5 separate regions of the Mus musculus genome follow, and all the other regions are linked to region 1. A link is a loop called in an ENCODE intact Hi-C map of the cell type or tissue named here. Cell type or tissue: left cerebral cortex. All regions are shown on one strand.

Region 1 (5,000 bases):
CTAAACACAAAGTTCAGTAAACACCGGGGAATGCCTAATGTGCACCTCATGCTCTGCTCAGCATTTATTTAGCTCAGTAAAACTACATGGGGTTTTGAAATCTCAGTGCCATGGTCAGCCTTTGTCAAGGGCATGAGGATTTAAATATACACCCAAGACTGAGGACAACTGGTTATCAGATCTTCACAATATAATCCTGCAAGGTAAATTTTATCACTATTTTGCAAGTGATATTAAGAATAAAACAATAGCCGGGCAGTGGTGGTGCATGCCTTTAATTCCAGCACTTGGGAGGCAGAGGTAGGAGGATTTCTGAGTTCAAGGCCAGTCTGGTCTACAGAGTGAGTTCCAGGACAGCCAGGGCTACAGAGAAACCCTATCTTGAAAAACCAAAAAACCAAACCAAACCAAACCAAAAAACAAACCAAAAACAAACAAACAAACAAAACAATAGATTAGGCTCGGCATGGCCGGACACACCTTTAATCCAGCACTCCGGAGGGGGGCTGAGGCAGGCAGAGTCCTTTGCATTGAGGCCAGCCTGTTCTATATAAGCTATATAGTGAAGCCCCATCTTTCTTTCTTCCTTCCTTCCTTTCTTCCTTCCTTTCGACAAGACCTTTTTAAGACCTAGTTGTCCTGAACATACTATGAAGATCAGGCTGGCCTCGAACTCACAAAGATCCACCTACCTCTGCCTCCTGAGAGCTGGGGTTAAAGACTGTGAGATCCCAATTTTAAACAAGGAAAAGCTTGACTCTGACATCAGACGCCTCAGTCTGTGGCCTCTCCTACCTTCTTACCTCCCTTCTTTGAGAATTCCCGTTTCCAGGATTTTACCATCACAGGTAAACCTTATATATATAATGGCGCCACAGGCAAGCTTGTGGCAGGCCACAACCCCCAGGGTGGGCTTTCAATTGCTCTGCCTCCAGCAGGGCTCCTCTGAGATAGCAACTACAGGAAGAACAACAAAAGGCAGTCATTTCTAAACAAGCTCTGTCACCTTGTTGTCACATTATGACAACAGCTTCTCCCTCCTCACAGCCCAGTCCTGTCTGTAGCTTGATTTTCCCAGTTCTCCACTCCCATCCCTCTAGGTCTGCCTTCTTATGACTTTATCCTAAAATAAATACATTTTACTTAGAGCAGAGGTTCTCAGGCCATGGGTGGAGACCCCTAGGGGTGGTATAAATGACCTTTTCATAGGGGTCTCATATCAGATATCTTGCATATTTGATATTTACATAATGACTCTTAACAGTAGCAAAATTACAGTTATGAAGTAGCAACAAAAATAATTTTTATGATTGGAGGTCACCACAGCATGAGGAACTGAATCAGGTCACAGCATTAGGAAGTTTGAGAACCACTGATTTGGAGTGTATACAGCGTGTACGATGGCTTCACAGCCTGCCCGAGATACCTTGTAAGTGTGGATTACGGTTATTCAACTCAGAAGCAAGCACCTTTACTGGCTGAACCATTTTTGTTTGTGTGTCTGTCTGTTAGTTTTGTTTTTTCCAGACAGGGTTTTTATGGGTCTCCCTGGCTGTCCCAGAACTACCTCTGAAGGACATCTTACCTTGAAACTCTGGCATCTGCCTGCCCCTGCCTCCCAGTGTTGGTATAAAGGTGTGCGCCACCGTGCTGGGTTGAATGAGCCATCTTTTAGGCAAAGCCTGACCGTGTGTGCTTTTTCGAACAAACGCCTTCAGCGTCTCATGTTTTCCAGCACATCTTGTTTGCAGGGATCATCCATACAGGTAGTCGGAGAGGTCTCTGAGTCAGGGATTCAAAGTCATTCCTGGCTGGCCCCTTGGGTTTATTGCCTACAAATCTGCTCACTTGTCTTGCTCTTGAGAGTGTTGGGTGGTGAGAAAGTGTGATTGGGTGAGAAGACTGGTCACCATCTGCCCTCTGCTGGCCCGTGGTAGTATTAAGCGCACTGCCCACTCGCTAAAGTGTCTGATAGATGACTGAGCAGGTTTGCAATAGCACTGAGCGTATGAAGGTGGTCCGTTCTTAAAGGCGTTCAAGCTCGGTTGAAGCTGGGTGGTGTAACGGTGGTAGATCTCTTTGCGTGTACCACCGAGTTTTGATGTCAGTATGCAAAAACAAACAAGACTGACATTAACTGAGCAAATAAGACATTCCAACTGTGAGCATATAGGTAGTTAGACCTCGGCTAGAAAGGGGGTGTGGAGGATCAAGAAACGCTGTTCCCGGGATGGGAAATACAAGCGCCAAGCCCTCGACAAAGATATTCGTGTTCTCCGTCAAATCTTACAAGTAGCTTTCCTCTGGTATCCGTGGGAGATTCGCTCAAGGTCACAGAGGCAGGTAGTAAGGAACAGGACGTAGGTAGACGCGGTTCTAAAGTCCGTACGTCTTTCGTGCTCCTGTCGTGACAGCTGGTGTGGCCACGGGTGTGGCTGGGAACGAGTCAGAGCCCCGAAGTCTGTTGCTCCCCATAGGAAAAAGGGCGCCCTGGAGTGGGACCACGGGACGGGGGCGGGGTCTTCTCGAAGTGAAGGGTGGAGCCTGGACTGACCGGGAACAGTGAGAGCCGCACCTGGTTGGTGGAAGGAGTGGAGACCGGATCTCACCGGGTCTCAGAGAAAGCGGAAGTGCCGGGACCTGGACCCTTACCTGTGGAACCTCTGCGTACAGGTAGAGGCGGCGTTTCTGGGTCTCAGTGGTCCTCGGGAGGGAAGTTTCAACGTAGAAACCTAGCCCATAGGAAAACAAAATATGTTTTTCTTCCACTCTGTTCTATCTCATTTTCACGTCAAGGGACAGAGACCACAGGGAGCTAGGGAAAGAGTAGGGGAAGGCTGGCTTCACTTCCTGCCCCTTCCCCTGCGAGCTCCCTGGATAGCCAGGACTAGGAAGCTAGAGAGGAATGCCAGAACCTTTTAGAGAGGCTTCCCAAGACTGGCGGCGTGTCCTTGGTAATAAGAGTCCTCAGTTGCAAAGAGTGTCCCTGGCCCTTGTCTGGCCTGTCTTGCCTGTCAATGAGGGGAACTGAAGCGGCAGTTTCCCAATGCTGGGGAATTGTAACTTAGCGGTAGACCGCTTCCCTGGTATAAGGGCCCCTCCTTATACCCCTACTCTCTTTGGTGGCAGTTGGAAAGTCATCCCCACTCCATAACTCCCCCATCTCAATATCTGGGGTCCCAAGAGTCCAGAGGACCTTGGTTTGGCTTCCCTGTGGTAGAGACAAGCTAGCCCTAGAACTTTGAGGATATATCTAGCCTGGCTTGAACAAGGTACTCCACAAAGCCTGGAGTTCACCTTTCTATTTTGTAAATAGTGAGGTTCCCACTGGTCATGGTGTTGGGTGGCAGCCTACTGTGTCTAAACTGTTAACTGCAAGTAGAGACTGGCCTACTGCACAGCCCACAGCCTGAGTGAGTGTGGAAAAGTCACGATGCTGGTGTCTCTGCTAGATGTCACACACAGGCATAACACCTACTGTACAACAGGGCTGTATCCAAATTATCTCAGCGGGTACTCATCCCTGCCTGATACTATCTCCACTTAAAGAAGCTGGAACGAAGGCTCAGATAAATAGGGACTGGAGAGATGGCTCAGAGTTAAGAGCACTGGTTGCTCTTCTAGAGAACCCGGGTTCAATTCCCAGCAACCACATGGCAGCTCACATCTGTAATTCCAGTTCTGGGGTCTGACACCCTCACATAGACATAGATGCAGGCAAAGCACCAATGCACAGAAAAAAAATTAAAACAAAAATACTTAAAAAGAAAACCTCAGATAAATGAAGCATTTTGCCCTGGGAAGGGGCAAAGTATAGATTAGAACTCAGCCACTGTGGTGTTCTTACCCACAGTGCTTTGCTGCCATCAATAATCTGAGTCTCTAGTACTTAGCCTAAACAGTAGGACAGTCATGGAAGAAAAAAGTCAAAAAGGTTTCCTTAGGGGTGTTTGTGGGGTAGGGGTAGGATTTTACTTAGAGGTACCCGAAGCCCAAGAGAGTGGGAGTCTAGGTGAGATGAGTCTGACTTAAGGCCTATATTACAAGGGAAACTGAGAACCCGTGAATGAACCCGAATAATTCTGGTGACATCATCCCATGTAGCCACCTCTGCCATCCAGCTCCTTTTGCTTGGGTTAGTGACACTCCACTGGGGATGGTTTTTCTCCCAAGGAGACATTTGATTTTGTTTGCAGTGCTGTGGATTGAGCCTAGGGCCTTGCATAGGAAAGACAGGTCCTTTCCCATTGGGCTACACTCCTAGCACTCCTAGGAGGCATTTAACATCTAGAGACAATTTGGCTGACACAGCCTTGGATGGGAGCTGGGAGCCTACTGGTATCAAATGGTCTTACAACACACACACACACACACACACACACACACACACACACACACACACACACATTGCTCTGGTTCCAAACAGCAGTTGAGATGTCATGCTAGAGCAAACCAAGCCTGCCACCACCCTTTTTTCACAGTTCTTTCACTCCCAGCAGGTCTGAGGCTGCTTTGGTTCCATCCCTACCCTGGGCCGCCCATGCTTACTCCTTTGTTCCTGGAAACCCCTGGGTCTTCTCTGCTTTTCCTAGACTCACTGATCTAGAGGTTTGCTCAACAGATAGGTGTCTGTCCTATCAGTCTGTCTCAGTCTGTAGTCATTGAGCTTGATGTTAGAGCAGAATGAAGCTTCCTGCCAAGGAGCCAATAGGTGTCTTTCAGACAAAATTATTATTGGATTTGAGTGACAATACAGAACCATAGAGTTTAATGCCACCCCATTTTGACTTAGCCTCCTGCTGGCTAGGCCAAGACTTTTATTATCAGATGCCTAGATCATGAATGGCCACAGGGCACTGTGGGTAAGGGTACCAGACTGCCTGGGTGCTAATGTCCACTCTGACAGTAACTGAGATGTAACTCTGGGCAAGTCACTTCACCTGTCTGAGTCTTCTTGAAGTGCACCATTTATTGACACAGACAGAGGAAGAACCAACCAG
Region 2 (5,000 bases), 290 kb before region 1:
TTGCCAAAATGCTGTGTGTGAGCAGTGTGTCTATTGTGTGTACGTGTGTATATGTGTGTGGTGTGCAGTTTGAATAGTGTGTGCGTGCTATGTGTATTCCTGTAGTCAAGTGTGTAGTGTGTGCATGTGTGTGCAGTGTGTGTGTGTGCACAGTGTGAATAGTGTATGTATGAATAGTGTGCATGTGTATGTAGTTTGCTATTAATTTGATGGTTTTATTCTAAAGCACCGATGACCAACTTGACCTCTTGGAGTACAGATAGTGACCCTAAATTCAGTAACAGAAGAGCCACGTTCACCCCTGTAACCCTGTAGTGAGCACATCTCTAGAACATAGTAGGTGCTCAGAAAATGATCATGAAATAAAAGAACTAAGAAGACCTTACAATGCATGGGAAATGTCTTACTATGTACACTTGACCTTTCGTTTCCTATCTTGTAACTTGTGACCACACAAAGACATTATCAAATCATCATTGTCTAGACACAGTAAACTCCTGCGCTTCCATGTCCCTGGGACAAAAACCAAGATGTCAGCAGGTCTGCATTCCTCTGCAGGGCTCCCAGGGACATCCATTTTGTCAGCATTTAGACGTGGTGACATAAAGCATGACTTGCACAGCAGAGGAAAAAAGAGAGAGTTTATCCTTGAGCCCAAAATGGCTGAACGTGGCCCAGGAACACGGGCTCGGGTTCTCCGCGCCCCCCCCCCAAAATGCATTCCAATGTGGCAATGTTCTCATGATATTTTTATAGTTACAGAACAAAAGGAGGCCCCACGTCAAGGCATTGCTCACATAGGTAGGTGGAGCCATTGGTTAGGTAAGCCATAGCAAAGCCAGGATCTCAGGTCTCAGATGCTACCTGGTGACACTTTTAACTTTGGGGATAATGGAAGCTAGCAATCTGCTAGGCTGATACATTCTGGAATAGTCTACCTCATAGTCAAAAGGATATTAGCATCTCAAGGGTATCGCTCTGTCATTGAAGTATTTTCTATACGGGTATGAAGACCTGTATCCAATCCCCAGGCGTTCTGTATAAGAGCTGTGTGCCATGGCATGCATGCACTTAGGATCACCACACTTGGAAAGCAGAGGCATACAGAGCCTCGGGGCTTGCTAGCCAGCCAGCTAGCATAAATGGCAAACTCTAGACCACTGAGAGAAGAGTCTGTACCAATACAAGGCAGGGACATTGAGATGGGTCAGTGAGTGTGAGTGTTTGTCACCAATCCTGGTGACCTGAGTTCAATCCTGAGAACACACATGGTAGAAGAAAGTAAAAATCTCCTACAGTTGTCTTCTGACTGCCACCTACTCACCCACCACTCTAGTAAGTAATTAATTAATTGCTCTGTTGATTGAATTTATTTATTTATGAAATATATATTTTATAAGATATGTTACATTTATATATTAAACATATATAAATACAATAATTTGATTTATTTAATTAATTGATTAATTTTTAAAAACAAACATAATGGGCTGGAGAGACGGCTGAGTGGTTAACAGCACTGACTGCTCTTCTGAAGGTCCTGAGTTCAAATCCCAGCAACCACATGGTGGCTTACAACCATTTGTAATGAGATCTGATGCCCTCTTCTGGTGTGTCTGAAGACAGCTACAAGTATACTCATATAAATAAAATAAATCTTTAAAAAAAAAAAAACATAAGCCGTGGACATCTCCTAAGTAACAACATATGACATTATCTCCTGGCCTCCACACACATGTACCTGCACACACATGAACACACATATGCACGCACATACATTCAGGAAAGGATTTTAGGTCAGACAGAGATGGGCACCTAGTAGCCATTGGGGTACTAAAAAGAACTCCCTGATAATTTTGGCTCCATTTCCACAGTGCCCGACTTCCCACCACCAGGAAGTTCTAATCACTCAGCCAGCCACACGAGCACAACTTCCTTCTAGAAAATTCAGTTTCCAGAAGCCACTTAGACTCTTTACTTGTGTTTCCCACCTCCAGCTTCCAACCCTTCGATGTTGTGTCTCTAACTGAAGCCAAGACAAGGTCTCTATTCACAGAGAGGGACCATTCTCTGTGATGCTCAGGTGATCAGATCAAAGCACCCCAGGAAGCCCGTGCAACCTCAAGGTCCATGTCTGCAGAGTCCCTTCTCCCAAGAGAAGGAGACCACGAGTCCTATGAACTAAGCCTGGGCCTCTTTATCCTGCCCAGCACAACCAGACCTGGAAACGGGAAGGTGAATCAACGCCACCTTACTCTCTGGCAACTAGTGAAGTCGAGTTCAGCATCGAGTCTCAGCATCTGAATCTCCTACCCCCTCCTATCCCTGCCGATGTAAATAGCCAGAGTCTCTAGAGCTGTAAGAAAATAAATACACATTATTTACGTTTCTAAAAAGAAAGGACATGGCTAGAGACGTGGTGGCACACACCTTTAATCCCTGCACTCAGGAGACAGAAGCAGATGGATCTCTGAGCTCGAGGCACGTCTGATCTACATAAGCAAGTTCCAGGACAGCCAGAACTATGTAGAGAGACCCTGCTCATTAAAACCAAAAACAAAGGTGTAAACGTCTAAACAATAGAGAAATTCTTTCTCTGCTATTATTATCATCATTATATTAACATAAGTTTGCCTTTGGGAATAGAAGGGTAAAGAATCCACTCCATTGGCTGAGGGGGGAACTGCAACCTCTCTGCTGTGTAATTAAACTTATGGCCAGCAGGTGGCGGTGCAGGCTCACACAGCAGGCCCTTCACAACCCAGGTTCATCCCTTTTTCTTGGGTAGTGGAGTCAGTAGTACCTTCCTCCTGTTCTCCAGAACCTGCGCTACGAAGAAATGCCCCAGAGGACCCAGCAAACACCAGAGGTGGGAAACGCACTGTATGTAACTCTCTCCTGAGCCAAGTACAAGGAGCGAAGGTTAAACCTGTGGGGCCTGAATGGGGGACCAGAGCTGGAAGCCTGGCCAACCCAACACAGAAACAATTAACTCTCCGACATTTATGAACTCGTCTTGCCTATGGCTCAATAAGCAGCTTGCCATTAGACAGACTGATCTGAGACTGGGTGCAGTAGTGAGTGCCTGTAATTTTAGAATCCTAGAAACAGGACCTCCTGTCTTAGTCAGGGTTTCTATTCCTGCACAAACATCATGACCAAGAAGCAAGTTGGGGAGGAAAGGGTTTATTCGGCTTACATTTCCATACTGCTGTTGATCACCAAAGGATGCAGGACTGGAACTCAAGCAGGTCAGGAAGCAGGAGCTGATGCAGAGGCCATGGAGGGATGTTCTTTACTGGCTTGCTTCTCCTGGCTTGCTCAGCCTGCTCTCTTATAGAACCCAAGACTACCAGCCCAAAGATGGTCCCACCCACAAGGGGCCTTTCCCCCTTGATCACTAACTGAGAAAATGCCTTACAGCTGGACCTCGAGGAGGCATCTCCCCAACTGAAGCTCCTTTCTCTGTGATAACTCCAGCCTGTGTCAAGTTGACACCCCAAACCAGCCAGTACACCTCCCATTTCGAAACAGGAGTTCAAGGTCAACTCCAAATAGATAGGAAAATGCTGTCTGTCATAGCCTCCTCCAGCCTTGCAAATAAATGCACTACACCTTACTGGGGAAATCATAGCTATGCCCACAGAGCTTATTAATCTCTCCAAATCCCACATAAAAATGAGTGGGATCAGAGCAATCAGAAAGTAGGAGAAAGGTCCAATATAAGGAGAGGCCGAAAATTAAGCCAAGAACACCCCACTGCTACCCCACCCACCCCACGCCCCTCGAAAGGTCACTATCTTTTTTTATGCCTCCTTAAAACTGCACAAGAAAGTGGGTGCTCTTCCAGTTAAGAACGTCAACCTTTTGTGATTCCTTCAGTTCAGGAAAAGCACTTTCACAAAAGGCAAACTGTAGGAAAGTTTTGAGGCCAAATCTCATAGGAAGTTAAATCAAGCAAAACAAAACAAAACAAAACAAACAAAGAAAACCAAAAAATAAAAACAAAAACAAACAAATGAGGAATAAAACAGCATTCCCACCAACAGGAAAACCACACCAGAGAGACACTCTCAGAACAGAATGGAACCTGTTGCCTATTTCAAAATGACATTCGAAGCCGGGCGTGGTGGCACACGCCTTTAATCCCAGGAGGCAGAGGCAGGCGGATTTCTGAGTTTGAGGCCAGCCTAGTCTACAAAGTGAGTGCCAGGACAGCCAGGGCTACACAGAGAAACCCTGTCTCGAAAAACCAAAATAAATAAATAAATAAATAAATAAATAAAATAAAAATTTCCAAATCTTCAGGGGAAAAGGGAAAAATCTTTCTGTGTCTTGGCAGAATAAATAAATAAATAAATAACTGACATGAGAAAATAAATTCAAATATTATTTAGCAAGGCTTTATGTCAAGAGAAAATGAAGTAACATTTTAAAAAGAGTCAGTAATGGAGGATATGCTAATAATTCTTTGCCCAGCAACACTAACTTGAAAATATAACAGGTGCAGGCAAGTTCTTGCTATGATTTGAATGTTAAGCACTCTTTGAAGGCCCATGTGTTAAGGCTTGCTTCCCAGGCAGAGTTCCTGGGGGGGGTGCGGGGGGGGGCCTTTAAGAGGCAAGAACTCTTGGAAGCCTTTACGTCCCAGGAACTATGTTCCTGGACAGGATTCTGGGGGATTCTGTGAGTGGCTTAGCACCACTACAGACTCCCGCCGTGACATGCTGTCTGACATAAACCCAAAGCAACAAGGCCAATGGCTTCTCTTTATACGTCAGTTTCTTCCATATTTACCACAGTTGCAAAAAGCTGACTTAACACCAATCACAGACTGAAAGAAGAAGATGCTCATGAGTCTGTCCTAATAACCTCCTAGGAAAAAAAGGACCAAGCTAACAACAGAAGGTCCGATATTCTTTATTTGATTTTTTTTTTCTATATCACACAGAGAAAGATAAAAACGGCACCAGTTATTCTCGAGCAACTTCTTTGCACTG
Region 3 (5,000 bases), 160 kb before region 1:
CCTACAGACATAAGACACAGCTCCTCTTACTTAATGATTGGCCAGCTAGCCAATGGCCACCAGGATTACCTCTCACCCAGTGGGCTCTCTTGTGGAACACAGACACTCAGCTTCCCACTTATTACATAGCCTGACTTCAAGTCACGGGGCTCTGAAACCTTGATTAGAAGATAATTAGGATCATGAGTTGTGCAAGCCAACCTCAAGTCCAGTTTCCGCCTACATCAGAGGCCTGTCACTAGGTGGCAGTCAGTCTATCTCAACTCCCCAGTCCCTCAGGACAAAGTTCCTCAGTGGTATACAGAATTCGGACGTTCTTGAGACCACCCTCAAGGGAAATAGCGCATCTGTCACTATTTGCCTGGCAAAGCGAAGGTGGCCCAGGTGGGTGGGTTGTCCAAACCCATACATCACAAATTCTAGTCTCAGGAATCCCAGGGGAGCTTTCCTGCAAGGGGATGTTGTGTGGGACTTCTCACCTCTGAAATGCAGATGCTGTCCAGAGCTGCAGGGTAGCTGTCCAACTAACTGTCTGCTCATCATTGGCCAGACGGCAGGATCAAGGGATGCCCTCGGGTTTACCCGTGCTGTTCAGAGAACGGCTTTTGGAAGATTGATTTTAAGTTATTTAACAGTCACAGACAGGTGTCATGTCTGGAGAATAGAGGCAAAGTCCGCGGTGAGGGATGAAGCAGGAGAGATAGGGGAAGGCAAGACAGGACTGCTGGGCCACGAAGCTGTGCTGATTTGAAGCACAGTGGGAATTCACGTACGCAATTTCAAAGGCTTTAGTGGTAAATTCTGAAGCTCAGATGCAGGCAAGACCCAAGAGGATAGTGTACACAGAGAGAAGAGGGGTCCTCAGGATCGTGCGTAGAGTGGAGAGAGCCCCAAAGGCAGGAGGGAAGAGCCTCAGTGGATTACTTAGGGATGAGGGAGAGAAGAAAAAAGGTTCTTGCAAGGTGTGGGGTCTTCCAAATTCAGGAGTTCACTGCCATATAGAGAAGGTGTAGCGGGTGAAAGGGGCCATGTGATGAGGATGGCAAGCAAGGCTGTGGCGCAGATGACGAGATGCCTGGGTCGGGAGGTCAGGGGAGACCCAGGATTGGGGTCACCTGTGTCTGCGCAGAGGGGAAGCCACCCTGCAACTGGCCCAGCACTGAGTCCAGAGGAAAATGAGGCAGAGGACAAACCAGAGCTTCGGAGACTAAGTGCAGGTAGGGCGCGGGCGGAGCGTGAGGAGGGCAGCGGACCACGCGAGAGGCCTCGAAGGCCACCGGACCCGCGTCCGAGAGTCTGAGGGCCCTGCCCACACCTGCGTGGCCCCCTCCCCAGAGGCCACACTCCAAGGCCACCCTAGAACCCGTCTGTCTGCTCAAGCCCTTGCAAAAGACGTCTGCGCAGAGGGGGCGTGGCAGGCGTGCTGTCACTCACGGCCTGTTAGCCAATCCACGAGTGCGCCCCTCCCCGGAGAGGGTGCGCGGAGGGCCCGCCCCCGCCGCCACCGCGGGTGTGAGGAGGCCAGGCTGGCGCGGCTCCCTCCGCCCGGCAGCCTTGCCAGGTAACCGGGTTCGGCGGGAGGGCTGGGGGTCGCGCAGCCCCCTCGCTCCCTGGGAGGCGTGCACACTGCCGCGGCGGGTCCCGTGTGGGCCGGAGGCCCGTGCGCGCGTCGGACCGACGGGCCGCAGCCTGTGGGCGGGGTTGCGTGCGTGACGGGCGGCCGTGCCCCGCGTTGTGTCAGGCCTGCGCGGGGAAAGCTCGGCCGAACCGAGGTGTCCAGGTCCGCCCGCTGCGGCCTGCCCCGGGTTGCGGGGCGCAGGCGCGGCGGTGGGCGGGGGTCGTCCCCAGGAGCGTCTTTGTTCCCGGCGCGCTGAGGGCGGAGCCTCACCCCGCCCCGCCCCCGCGCTCAGTCCCCGCCCCGCGTCCGCCCGCAGGAGCTGCCACCGGGTCCCGCTCGCCTCCCCGGCCGCCGCCACCGCCTCCGCCTCCGCCGCTCCGGGCCCGCCGGCTTGCGTCGCCGAGGTCGCTGCAGCATGGCGGGCGTCGCGACCCCCTGCGCCAACGGCTGCGGGCCTGGCGCACCCTCCGAAGCCGAGGTGCTGCACCTCTGCCGCAGCCTCGAGGTGGGCACCGTCATGACTTTGTTCTACTCCAAGAAGTCGCAGCGGCCAGAACGGAAGACCTTCCAGGTCAAGTTGGAGACGCGCCAGATCACATGGAGCCGCGGCGCGGACAAAATCGAGGGGTCCAGTAAGTGCGCCCCACTCCGGCCTGCCTCGCGCCTGCCCGCCTCCCAAACACTTGGGCAAACTTTCGGGCCTCGCGCCTGGCGCCCCGTCTCCGCCCAGTCCCTGGTGGTCACTCTGGGGCGGGTGGAGGGGGGCATCCGGGTCTTGGATCACCTGATAGGACACCCCCTCCCCCAGTAGGGGGGGAGTGTTCCAGGCACTTTGCCCTGAGGCCTAAGAGTCCTCACTGGTTGGACAAGTGGAGTGGGATTCCGGCCCTTAGCATCGGGCGGCTGTCAGTGGCTGTGAGGGGAAGCCAAGACAGGGACCCCCTCATCCAACCTGAGAACCTGGGGAACCGACAAGATCTTCCTGCCCACTGCCATTTCTCCAGAGTGTGCTGTCTGTGAAAACTCCTAAGAGCTCCGGGATGGGCTTATTGGCGCAAGAACCTTTGGAATCCTCATGTAGAACTTAGGCAGATGTTGGGGTAGGGCTGGTTGTGGAGCAGAGCGGGCCTACTCATCTCCCTCTTCTTTGGGAGGATGGGGTATGAAAGCTAAAACCGTGACTGCTTCCCCCTCCCCATGTCCCGTGGATGGTTTTTTTTTTTTTTTTTTTTTTTGCCCCAGATCTGAATTTTGGAGGTCCATGGTGCTAGGCAGCCATCCAAAGCTAGAGCCAGGGCTCCTTTGCCCTTGCAGCATATAACAAGGAGCTTGCATTCAGAAAGGTTCCCTGGCCTTGGGTTTTGAGGTCCAGCCCTTTGTGTTGGATGTTCTCGTGACCACAGGGTAGCCCAGAGTTGCTCCTCTGGTTTCCTGTCGTAGCCTTCCCAGACCTGAGTGTGGTGGGTTTACACACAAGTCTCTGGTGGGAGAAGTAAGTCAGGAGTTTTGAGAAACCTCGGCTCTTTCTGATAGTCATTTTCCTCGGTGTGAGGCAGGATGAGGAGTCTTTGCAACTCCAGGCTTTGAGATGTTTCTTACAAGAACCCCCAAAGAGTCTATGGTTGAAGGGACCTAGCCTAAGAGCCAGGTCTGTGTTAGAGAAGGGGGGGTGGTGTCAGGAAGTAACAACGGAGAGAAGGTCCCACAGATCTTCCTGGGGATGGTGTACATGTGTGTCGATGGGTGAGGAGATGAGGAGGAAGGAAGGTTTCTGTGGTAAGACAGCCATCCTCAACTACAAACTTCAGGTCTGACAGAATTGGCCCTTAACCATCACCAGTGCCCATCAGCCCTGGCCTCCGCTGGAAGAACATTTCAGTGATTTTCAGTGTTGGGGGATGGAACTGCAGACAGTTCCGGTAGTCCTGAGACATCACTCAGACATCAGGTTGCAGGCATGGCATTTTACGTTTGTAGTATTTCCTGTGTTTAAGTGGTGGCATTAGTTCCCCGGTAGCTAGCTCTTGGTAACAGCTGCACTGTAAACCGTGTGTGTAGCCCAGTAGTGGAAGATAGCTATGGTATTTGAAGCCAGTGTGTTAGCTGTACGTCACCCAGCCAGGTGCTTTCCCTCTCGGAGCCTCGGTTCCTCTGTAAGTTAGAAGAAGTATATTTACTATAAATGGTCACTTTTGGAAGTGAGATAGTTGGTGTAAAGTAAGCAAACTAAATATGTAATAGATGCGAGCAGAGACGTTACAGAAGTTTAAGAACCAGTTATTAGTAGCAGTAGCTATGGTAGATGCTTGTCCTCCTAGACCCTGGGATGGGGCTTCTGAGGGAGGTCTAATGTGGCTGTTAGAAAAAGAAAGGGCTCTGAGGGAGGAGGGCCGAGAGAGGGTCCCGTTCTCCTTAATTCATTACCCAGGAAAAAAGAGGAAACTCTTGTTTTGCCGTACATCGTTTACCCTTCTGTTCACCTGTCATGTAAGATGAGTTTCTATGTTTGGAATTTTGTACATTGGATGTCATTGTGAGTTGGGGCCTGGACAGAAAGAAGGGACTTAGAGACAGAACCATCCAGTCCGTTTTGTCTCACTTGGGTCTTTGAGGATGGGTGGCAGGAATACAGAGGACGTCACCTTTCCAGACCCACAAAAGTCACCCAGAGATATGCATGTTTTCATTGGGCCCGACCCTGTGATTTTTGGGGTCCAGAATGAAGGCTGCAGACTAGCCTGTGTGGACTTCATACCTTGTAAATGGAGCCCACCACCGAAGCCCTGCCCCACTTCTGCTGGAATGCACCTCACTGCCTTTGTGGGTTCCCAAACCTGCAGCCTCCTGCAGATTGTGAAAAGGATTGAGTTGCCAGCTGGGTCCCCTACTGTCTGGTCTCTTGTTCAGATGCCTCAGGTATTTGACTTTTTGCTGATAACCTTATCCCTACCTGAAGCCAGGCCAGAGAGAAAGACTGCCGCTGTCTGCCCTCAGGGTGCTCACGGAACAGAAGGACAGGCTGACTGCCATTTCCTAAATCTTGAGTTCTCTCACTGTGACACTTGTGAAACTAGTTAGCACCTTCTGATGTCTAAGGCAGCGGTCTACTTGAGAAGTGCTTTGGTGCTGTTTGGTTGTGTGACTGAAGTCAGGCTGGTGTCTGGCATTTATGTTGCAGAATTTAGTGAGTTAAAAGCAGCCATAGACTTCCTGCCCAGTGCTAAACAGACTTTTCACTCTGACTGCAGGCTAGTCCTCAGAGGACTCTGCTCCCAGGTTGTGTTGGTGGTAGGCCTTGGTCTCCTGTTTTCTGTAGCCTTTGTTGCCCCTTGTGAAGAGAAACCTCCATGTTTAGGTGGTATTTACAGGCAGAGACCTCCAT
Region 4 (5,000 bases), 100 kb before region 1:
GAGACTCCACAGGCTGAGGCTCTGTGCTGGCACCCGGCAGCACCACGGTCTTAACGGGGATCATGCATGGGGTGGTGGACTTCCTTTTGCTGGCCATGGCGACAACCACTTCAGGTAACCAGTAGGCAAGAAAGCCTTGTAGTACAAATTCCAGCTACTCCATGAGGCCCTGGGAAGTGCTTCTAAGGTCAGTTTTGTCAGTTATTTGCAGAAAGCCACTTTTCCTTAAGCCTGGAGAAAAAGAGAAAAAAAGTATGATGAAGATCTTACAGTCTCTGAATCTATCTGTTTTTCAGGCCCCTTATCACATACTGCTCACTTTATATCTTGTGAGTGTTCACAAGGAGCTGGTGTGCTTCTTAGCTATGAATTGTAAGGCAGGAACACCTTGGTAGTTGTCCTGAGAATGAGCTTGGATGCTCTGTACCATTTGATATGTTTAAATTGTACACTTTTTTCTTTGTTCATCTCCCTATATCTTTGCATTAAGTAACTCAGCTTATAGTAAGGAAAGGAGGAGGGAAGGAGAACCATTCTTTTTGAGTCTAAAAATTAATTCTGACCAGTTTAGACTGAGAACAAAAGACCCAGTGTAATTCCTGTTTAAACATTTGGGCCAACAAGGGTTTTTCTTTTCATAGTCTTCCCACATACAAGAACATGACAATGCCTCTGTCTCCTTCAAACTGGGCCCAGAGACCAAGTCAAGTTTCAGTATGGATGCAGGCAGGGTGTAAGAGCCAAGCCTGTCTTTCCTGCTTGTTGTCCTACCACCTGTATTCCCAACAATGGGAAAGCTGTAGTTCCTCCCTGTGCCTACGACACTGTCACCTAGGCAAGCCAAGGATCAGAGGGTGCTCACACATCCAGTGAAAGACTCCAAGAGGAGCCCCTCGCTCAGGCCTCGGGATAATAGTGAACACCCAAAAACTCACGAGAGACCAAACTTGATGCAAACCACATGAGGCTTTATTTGGGGAAAGTCAGAGCTCTGGGGACAACTCATATCCCACACAGGGGTAGAGGAGTTGACCACGAGGGGAAAGGGGTCCCAGTTTTTATAGGCCCTCAGGGGGGAAAGGATAAGGGGAAAGTAGGGGATTTCCAGATCTAAACAATGTCTATTCTCAAGAAATGGGTACGGGAGGGGTACAAGGAAAGAGGCTGGTGCAGGTGTAGCAACTCCAGAAGCAAGGAGGAGGACAGGATATGCCCATCATAGAAGGTCTCATTCTGATTAAGTCCATTTTCCCTGTAGGCTACATTTACCCTGAATATCTATATCTATATCTATATATATATAATACTACAGCACACACAGCCCTTTTATTTTCACATCTCCTTATGCATGGTTCAGAGTTTTGACAGTTATTCCAGTGGATTTGGTGGGTGGTGGTCATTCTTCCCATCTTTTTCTTTATTCTACTTTATGTCTTATTCTTTCTCCTCCTTTTTTTTTTTTTTTTTCTTTTGAGACAGGGTTTCTCTGTGTAACCGCCCTAACTGTCCTGGAACTCACTCTACAGACCAGGCTGGCCTCAACCTCACAGAGATCTGCCTGCGTGTGCCACCACGACGTGACTTGACTTTTCTTTTTTAAAAAGCATTAAAGGATATCTTAGTAAGGACTACTGTGATGAAACACCATGACCAAATGTAACTTGGAGAGGAAAGGGTTTACATGGCTCACACTTCCACATCGTAGTCCACCACTGAAGGAAGTCTGGGCAGGAACTCAAACAGGGCAGGAACCTGGAAACAGGAGTTAATACAGAGACCAGGGAGGAGGGGTGCTTACTACTGGCTTGCTCAAACTGCTTTTTCTTTTCTTCTTTTCTTTCCTTTCCTTTTCTTTCTCTCTCTCTCTCTCTCTCTCTCTCTCTCTCTCTCTCTCTGTTTTTTATTTTTAAGATTTATTTATTTCAGCACTAGGGAGGCAGAGACAGGAGGATTTCTGAGTTCAAGGCCAGCCTGGTCTACAGAGTGAGTTCCAGGACAGCCAAGGCTATACAGATAGTTGTGAGCCATCATGTGGTTGCTCCAGCCCAACTCGCTTCAGCCGAATATTTAAGTACTCTGTAGCTGTCTTTCAGACACACCAGAAGAGGGCGTCAGATCTCATTACAGATGGTTGTGAGCCACCATGTAGTTGCTGGATTTTGAACTCAGGATGTTTGGAAGAGCAGTCAGTGCTCTTAACCACCAAGCCATCTCTCCAACTCCTCAAACTGCTTTCTTATAGCACCCAGGATCACCAGAACAGCACAACCCGCAATAGGCTGGGCCCTCCCACATCAATTGCTAATTAAGAAAATGCCTTACAGGCTTGCCTACAGCCGACTCTTACAGTGGCACCTTATCAGTTGAGGCTCCCTCCTGTCTGCTGACTCCAGCTGTGTCAATCTGTCATAAAATCAACCAGCCTGAAGGGTATTTCAATGTTAGAATGATTCTTACTTTTTTCTCACTGTCAGATGAGGGGCAGTGGCCCAACAAGATGGCTTAGTAGGTAAGGGAGCTTGCTGCCAAGCCTGACATGCTCTATATTTAGTACCCACATCGTAGAAGAAGAAAACGAGTCCCACAAAGTGTCTCCTGACCTCCATTTGTACACTGTGGCATGTGTGCCCATGCACAGGAAAAAAATGATATAAAATAATAAAAAAAGAAGATAAGCTGTATTTTTCCTGTTACAGCTAATAGAGAACTGTCACAGTGGGATAGAATGAGTCAACAGCACGCTACAACGGAACAGCACACATAGGAAACCATCTTCCATCAGGAGTGTGTGTGGGCAAGACTGTGGTAATACAGCAGACCTGCTGGTTGGAGTAGTCAGAGTTCTGTTGAAAATAAAGAGCTTACACAAAGTTCAAATCTGTCTAACCCTATGTCTGCCAGTGGTAAAGAATGGCAGAGCCCAGAGCTGAGCTAGTTTAACCCACTGAGTGCGTATAGGTCTTAATACTTTCTGCATTTAAAACTAAAATTCAACCGAGAGCACAGGGCCTAAGCTCTCTGCTTTCACCCCTCAAACAATTCTTGTTTCTGTCAAATCACCAACAGAAATAGCCTGTTCCACTCAGATGTTATCACTTCTAAAGCGAATGCTACGTTATTCTTCAAGCTCAGAAGGGCAAGCATGTTATAAACACAGAGGCCCCAGAATCAGAGCTACTTAAAGACTCAGTCTAGCCAGCCTAGCCTCTGTATGAGGTTCCTTCAATGCACCACTACTTGGTGGTTAGAACAGTCATTGTCTGAGCATCTCCAGAGACAAGGAGCTCAATACTTAGCACCAATGGAAAGGGTCTTAGAATAGTATTATATAGTGAGCACACATACAAATACCTTTATGTAGGTTAGATTTGTTAAGTTTATGCCATCTCTGAACTCAAGAAGCTAATGGTTATTAGGACCATTAATACTGAGGCTCACTTTCCCAGACTCATTGGAATTAATTCCCTGTCTAACCAAGGTTAGGTGTAATCAATGAAATGTGAGAAAATGTGTTACTCCAGGGGGCACTTTCAGGAAAGTATCTGCTTTGTTTCAGCAGTTACTCTTGGGCCTGTTCACTGGCACTGTCTCAGACAGTGACTACTCACCCAGTCCTAAAAGAAGAGCTGGGAGTTGAGCACATAGCTCAATGGAAAAGCACTTGTTTAACGTGTACAAGGCCGTTTTCAATTCCCAGCCCTGGGACATCAGCTGGGACATGAAGAAGTGAGATGTCTTGTGTATATGGGGAAGTATATTCCAGGCAGAAATAGCATCTGGCAGTAGGTGTTGAAATGGTGGCAGAAGCAGAGAGAGGGCAGAAAGAGACCAGGTTAAAGAGCTGTGGGGGTGGGATAGTGCAGACAGACAATGATGTTAAAATTTCTCTGAGACAGGCAATCCAAAGGAGGACTTTAAATACAGGGCTAACAGGATCTGCCTTGTGTTTAGTTCAGCATGGCGTCACTGGCTGTACTAAGAACAAACTGGGAAAAGCCAGAGGCTACACAGGGGCATCTATGAGAATATGGAAGAAGTCCAGGCAGGAGACGACAGTGGCTGGCATCAGGCTGGGAGAAACTGAGGCAATGAGGGGTAGCTGGGTTCTGAAAACTCTTTTGAAAGTACAGGGTATGTGTTCTGTGTCCATGTGAATGGAGACAGACTTCAACTTGGTGAGTAGGATGATGGTATTACTATTAACCAAAACATATTTGGAACTAGTAAGCACCATGCAGAAAGCAAAAGGAGCTCTGAGCTGCTGATAGTGGAATCTGTTCTAGAGGAAACTAGATTGAGCTGGTTTTCTCCCAAGTGTTTTGGGGAGCAAATGGATCAGACTGCTAATGAGCAGAGAGGCTGTGAAATGCCAATGTCCCCAGTGAAAAAGACTCTAGTCTTTGCCAAAACCCACTCAAACCCACAGAAAAAATACAGGAAGTGGGGTGAGACTTAAGGGGTTGGGGTAGGGCTGGGAGCAAGGCTAGGGTAGCAGAAGAGGCAAGTGGCCAGCACTTGTTCCACGGAGGTGTGAGAAAGCTGCTTTCAAAGTAAATTTGTTACTGGGAAACAGACTTGAATCCTAAATTTTGTTTCAAATACAAAAGTAAATTACTTTATTAAATTTAAACTAAAAGATGTTAAAGCATTATAAATGGTTTGTTCTGGATGTGCTTTTACTTCTGAAATTACATTTGTTTTGTTTTAATTGAAAATTTCCAGTGTAAGCCACATAGTTTTCAAGTTAAATAGCTTGCAGGCTGGCATGCTTACAAGAATCTCTGAAGAACATTTATTTAGAAAATAAAAGCCCTCCCTGGCTCACCCTGCAAATCCAGCATCCCTCCTCATCCTACAGACTTAGTCTCATTGACAACTGTCTTCACTGACCTTATTACAAAGTCCACAAGATCAGACGTACAGCACTTCATTCTATCACTGTGAGGAATACAGAACTATCTGCTTTTCTTTTGCTTGCTTGGGAAAAACCAGTGACATCT
Region 5 (5,000 bases), 1.8 Mb before region 1:
CCTTTTTCCAATGTCCTTAAGTAGGTCTCCAGCAGAAGGTGTAGCCCGGATTAAAGGTGTGTGCCACCATGCCTTTAATCCCAGATGACCTTGAACTCAGAGGTCCCCTTGTCTTAATCTTCTGGAATTCATGGCCACTCTGCCTCAAGATCTCCATGCCAGGATCCAGGTCAGAAACTTGTATCTCTCAGCCTCCAGATGAGGATCACAGGTGAGCCTTCCAATTCTGGATTGTAGTTCATTCCAGATATAGCCAAGTTGACAACCAGGATAGCCACTACCCTGGATTGGTGGCACATGCCTTTACTTCCAGTGCTAAGGAACAGTTTCTTAGCACAGAAGAGGTAGTGCATTTACCCAGGGATCTGAGATGGTTTTTTTTTTTTTGTTGTTGTTGTTGTTTTTTTTTTTCCTCTGAGGAAAACCAAGAGTCACCTTTTCTGTCCTTGGTGATAGTTTTTGTTTGTTTTGTTTGTTTGTTTGTTTGTTTTTTGACACGCCTGATTAAGCAGATTGTGAAGTCCTCTTTCTCTGAGGATTTGAGTGGATGCTTCCTCTTTGGCCATCCCTGGATGCTGCATGCCTTCAAGGCACCCAATATAAGGGGAAAGGACCAAGACCTTTTCATGTGCCAAAAGTGTCCAGTCTTGGGTTAGCCTTGAAATCCTGTGTGAAGGAAGTAAGGATACTCCTTGCAAAAGCAATGATGGGCATTGATGACAATAAGCAGGCACTGTTGACTGGGTCCCACGGTGCTGGCCAGGGTCTGATTGCTTGCCTTGCAAGTCTATTTCTCCTGGTTGTCCTATGAAGTTCTTGATCTATGCCGAGTACTCCTGCCCCCAGTTTTACCGGTGGAAAGTGAAGGGTTGGTAAGCTCTAGTGCTATGAGTACTATTCTCAGGCAGAACCCATTTCTCCGGACTCTTAGGACAGACCTAATGCCTACTGTGCTCCCAGGATTGACACTGCAGACACAGACATGGTGGCACTAGGGTGCTGGGCCATACAGTACACAGTCCAAGCTCCTGTGGCTCTAAAACGGTTGTGACCCTGGTGCTTGGGATTCTTGACATTTAGCCTGGACATGGGAAGGGTCCCAAGCCTGCTTCATTGATAATAGTTTATCTCATATCATTTGGCAGCTTCCATGGTATAAATATTTTCATCATGGCCATTTTCAAGCTATTTACCAGCCAGTAGAGAAAGCAAGTGGAGAGGAGAGAAAGGGATAGTCAGCAGCCGTGTATGTAACAAAGAACTTCCTGTTTCTAGCCAGTTGTTGGGCCCAAGACTCTAGCAATTAAGCTTTTGATCCTCCTGAATTCTATAGAGCCTGGACCGTGCAAACCAGAGGCTGTTTCCAGGTAGGTTCTCCATTACCTCAGCATGGGTGGGAGAGGAGGTGTTTTTCCTTCTTGCTTTGCTATCCTCAGAGTCAGAACAAAGACTAGGCCCCCCAAAAGCCAGGGCCTCTAATCTCTCAGAAAAAAAAAAAAAACAAAAAACTTTGAGAGGAGAGGAAGGTCGCTGATCTGCCATAGAGAGCTGGCAAGCTGGGTGTCCGGAGGCCAGGGCCAGGGATTCCGTGAGTGAGGCGGAGAGCAGAGCCTGGCAGGCTGGGAGGAAACGTCTGGCGGAAAGTCTCCTGGACCCTCTATCCTGTCTCTGTCACTCCTACGTAGATTAATGCGATCCAGGATGCCCTTGGTTCTGACCGGCTATACTTGGGGCTACCCCAAAATAGACAGGACGCCTGGTGCCTCTTGTCACAGTCTTAGCTATTGTCTTTATGAGCTCAGTGAGTTCAGAGGTCACACCCTAACACTTCCCCTGTGGGCTAATCACCATCAAGATGGATGGACACTTGCGTGGGCAGCCTGGAGCTGTCTGGCACATCCCAAACTCTGGGCACTTCAGGACCTGCAAGAAGTGTGTGTGTGTGTGTGTGTGTGTGTGTGTGTGTGTGTGTGTGTGTGTGTGTGTTGGGGGGCATTGTAGAGGTTGTCAAAAGACAACCTTTCTTGGTTGAAGCTGGAATAGGGGCATCGGGCTGGTGCCATGGTGGGGATAGTGTATGTCCAGAGATAGCCACTAGGGGGCAGGCCATGACAGCAGGTGGGCCAGGTTAACTGCTGCCTCAGCTCAAAATATCTGTGGGAGGACTTATAACCTAGTGGAGAGTGTTTTGGGGCATCTCCAGGATTGGTAAACTCTGGAGAGATCCAAGGTCCAGGTCTGAATAGGAGGCGAGGACAGAGGAGGTGGGAGCCTAGTGTAGATATCTTTATCACCTTAAGGCTGTGGTGAAGGTAAATTGCTTGACCATGAGTTCGGGATGGACACGAGTTTCCCCGATGAGGAAGGTGTGGGCTAGGTAGAATACCAGGGATAGGGAGGGCAGGCTGGGGAGCGCCAACAGCCCAGGATCATAAGCCAGAGGCAGGCATCCCGGCTTGAAGGTAGAGGAGCTCCTGGAGGGCCCTGCTTTATTTAAAAATCCCATAGGGCCTGCCTGGCCTGGTTTCTTTCCTGTTATCCCAGCAAGACTGAGCTTTCCCCAGTGTCTCAAATTAAAAAAAAAATCCTTGTCCTTTCTGCTCTGAGCTCTGCAATATTTGGCCTTGGTTGATCCTGGCAACTTGTGAGGCTTCTGAGCCTGCTGACTGTCCAGGATGGAATTTTCCACGGAGGTTTTGTAGAGCGATGCTGAGGGCCAAAGAAACTTGGGCTCTACACTGAGATGAGACTGGGAACTCACCCATGACTACAGGCCCCAGCGGGCCTTATTGTCTTCCTTCCATCCATCCATCCATCCATCCATCCATCCATCCAGGTTTTTTCTCCTTCCCCCACCTATCCTCTTAACAAACCAGCCACCCTTCTATCAAGCCATGCATGTGCCCTGATATCTATCCCACTATTCTCATGCATCCATCACTAATATAATCTATTAAGATGTATTATGGAGGCTTGCTGTATGCCAAGGTCGCTTTTTGATGCTGAGAATACAGCAGTGAGCATGAGAAAAAGTCTCAGCCCCTACATCCAAATGACAGTGTCTCAGCATCAAGAAGTCACTTGATGACACAGGGAAGGGGGGAAAGAACTGGCTGTGCTATTCCTGGGGTAACAGATTCCCTTCATCCTTTGCCTTGATCTATCCACATCCTCGTGGAGCCACCCCGCAACCCCCATGCAGATGTCTGCTCACAATGTCTGTGTCTTCCTGGATAGCAACAGATCTTCGAAATCACTGATGTACACACACCTCCACAATACGGACCTACAACTCTCTAAATTCCTGTGTGCACTCGTGTCAATTCACACCAAGCACATGCTCTAATACATGAGTCCTGGAGGCACTTATGCACACTCGTAATCCATGTACACGGCCAGGAATACACAGACACACTCACATGTTCACAGTCATTCAAGCACACTGATCTCTGTGCATAACTGCATATAAATATGTACACCCAGGTTAGGTGCAGGTAGGATTGCTATGTCTCCAGGGCATATGGACCCATATAGCCACACTCAGGTCACGTGTACACACTCCATGTACATGCCCTTGACACCACCACCACCACCACCCCCGCCAACCAAAGCCCTCACACCCTCTCAGAGCCCCATCCCGTCCTGGAAAATTATCCATACCTCTGACAGGAGAATGGGTTACAAATGCGGCCATGGAGCTGTTTTGACACTTTTGATGAATAACATTCAATACTATTAATTAGAACAATTGCTTTTCATTTAACTAAATCACGGGAATTGCTAAACTAAATTGAAACGGAATGTAATTTTGCCTCGCACTGCTTTAATATGGGCCTCTAAATGTCTTCTCCCTGAAGGATTAGTAACTTAATCACCCACCAGTGATAACTGCTTCCCAGGCTCAGCTGGGAGGTTTCCTGCTCAGGAAAAGACTGGCTGAGAACAGGCTAGGGGCCCTGCGGCAGCTCCTCCTGCCCCTGGCTTCCTCTCTCTGAATTATTCATCATCAGGATGTCACTTTCTCCCTCCTCTTGGTCCAGCCTGACCCTCAGAGACAATTTCCATCTTCAGTCATCCTGGTCCTGGATGTGTAATTCGTCCTGTGTCTGATGTCCTGAGAGCCTGACTGTGGGCTCGCATTCCATCTCTGCCCTCTCCAAGCCTAGTCGAGTCTCTCTATCCTTAGTACAGATCCTGGCATCCTGGGATCACTTAGCTCCTGGAGGAAGTACAGAGCCTGGTTTAGGATGCAGTGGCTCATTGACAGGGGCCAGAAAAATCTCCCTGAACTGCTTGGGAGAGTGGGGATTGGCTTAGCCTGGTGTGCTGTTCTAGGGTGACCAACTGTTTCAGACTGCATGGGAGGGCTTTCCAAGACAGTCTCTAGCAAATCAAAACTGGCTATGGGACTATCTGCTTCCAGCTAGGAACAATCCTTCATGTTTATCTGGCTGTATGCTAGCTACTGGGCATACATTATTTCATTTATATTTTGGAACAATTGCATAAGTCTATATCATGTTCACATACATAGTCATCCTGTAATAGAGAAAGCCAAGGCTTAATTTTTAAAAGCCTAACCTAGGCATGACAGCAGTAGTGATAATACGGGTCGCAGCAGCTGGACACCTCTAAGGGTTTGCTTGTGATGAGGCTAGCTTCTCCACCATGGCCATGGAGATATGGGACAGTTGTGTCATTTGAACTGTATCCTTGGCTGAGGCTCACACAGGTGAAGCACAGTGCCAGCGAGTACACACTGCCATTATGGACTCAAGAGGATCTCTCTCCAGCGTCGATTGCATTGACCTGCCTATCAGGCCTCCTGTGTTCTGTCCTCTGGATACATGGGAGTCCCAGGAGAGAGGCTTCCATAGGGCAAGGCTAAATGCAGATTGGAACTGTGAGCTGAAGGTGGCATCATTGTGTATGATTCTCACCTATGGGTGTCCAAACTATGCATGGCTATCCTTTCCCACAGACTCAGTAGGTCTGACTAT

The links. A loop is a pair of places that touch in the nucleus more often than their neighbours do. Peaks named below come from ENCODE experiments on the same cell type or tissue, not always from the same donor. Only the 100,000 strongest peaks of a DNase experiment are listed, where the experiment ranks them.
Region 2: it touches region 1 in a loop (7-fold over the local background); 38 of 42 quality-filtered maps call a loop at or near these places.
Region 3: a loop joins it to region 1, with 7 times the contacts of the local background. A loop is called at or near these places in 19 of 42 quality-filtered maps.
Region 4: it touches region 1 in a loop (2.1-fold over the local background); 8 of 42 quality-filtered maps call a loop at or near these places.
Region 5: it touches region 1 in a loop (2.7-fold over the local background); 2 of 42 quality-filtered maps call a loop at or near these places.

The regions. Positions count from the first base shown.
Region 1 is chr2:160,885,545-160,890,544 of GRCm38, forward strand. Lpin3 (lipin 3) reads left to right here and starts at 2,624. Exons shown (of 20, transcript NM_001199118.1): 1 at 2,624-2,673. In left cerebral cortex, a CTCF peak has its summit at 1,930 (motif pointing left); DNase peaks (open chromatin) are centred at 1,928 and 2,536; H3K4me3 peaks cover 691 bases.
Region 2 is chr2:160,595,306-160,600,305 of GRCm38, forward strand. No RefSeq gene overlaps it. Among named protein-coding and RNA genes, the nearest start is that of Gm14221, 17 kb to the left of the region's middle. In left cerebral cortex, a CTCF peak has its summit at 2,701 (motif pointing right); a DNase peak (open chromatin) is centred at 2,736.
Region 3 is chr2:160,729,784-160,734,783 of GRCm38, forward strand. It overlaps Plcg1 (phospholipase C, gamma 1), which reads left to right and starts at 1,527. Exons shown (of 34, transcript NM_021280.3): 1 at 1,527-1,561; 2 at 1,935-2,250. The coding sequence starts at 2,034. Gm52567 (a long non-coding RNA gene) reads right to left here and starts at 964. Exons shown (of 2, transcript XR_003954082.1): 1 at 1-964. In left cerebral cortex, CTCF peaks have their summits at 240 (motif pointing right) and 2,325; DNase peaks (open chromatin) are centred at 296, 700, 1,440, 1,709 and 4 more places; H3K4me3 peaks cover 3,624 bases; H3K27ac peaks cover 2,665 bases.
Region 4 is chr2:160,782,149-160,787,148 of GRCm38, forward strand. It overlaps Zhx3 (zinc fingers and homeoboxes 3), which reads right to left. Exons shown (of 4, transcript NM_177263.3): 3 at 1-231. The coding sequence starts at 97. Among named protein-coding and RNA genes, the nearest start is that of Plcg1, 53 kb to the left of the region's middle. In left cerebral cortex, no CTCF peak of the experiment used is centred here; DNase peaks (open chromatin) are centred at 2,900, 3,793, 3,965, 4,342 and 1 more place; H3K27ac peaks cover 2,910 bases.
Region 5 is chr2:159,051,986-159,056,985 of GRCm38, forward strand. No RefSeq gene overlaps it. Among named protein-coding and RNA genes, the nearest start is that of Gm25090, 85 kb to the right of the region's middle. In left cerebral cortex, a CTCF peak has its summit at 2,108 (motif pointing right); a DNase peak (open chromatin) is centred at 2,105.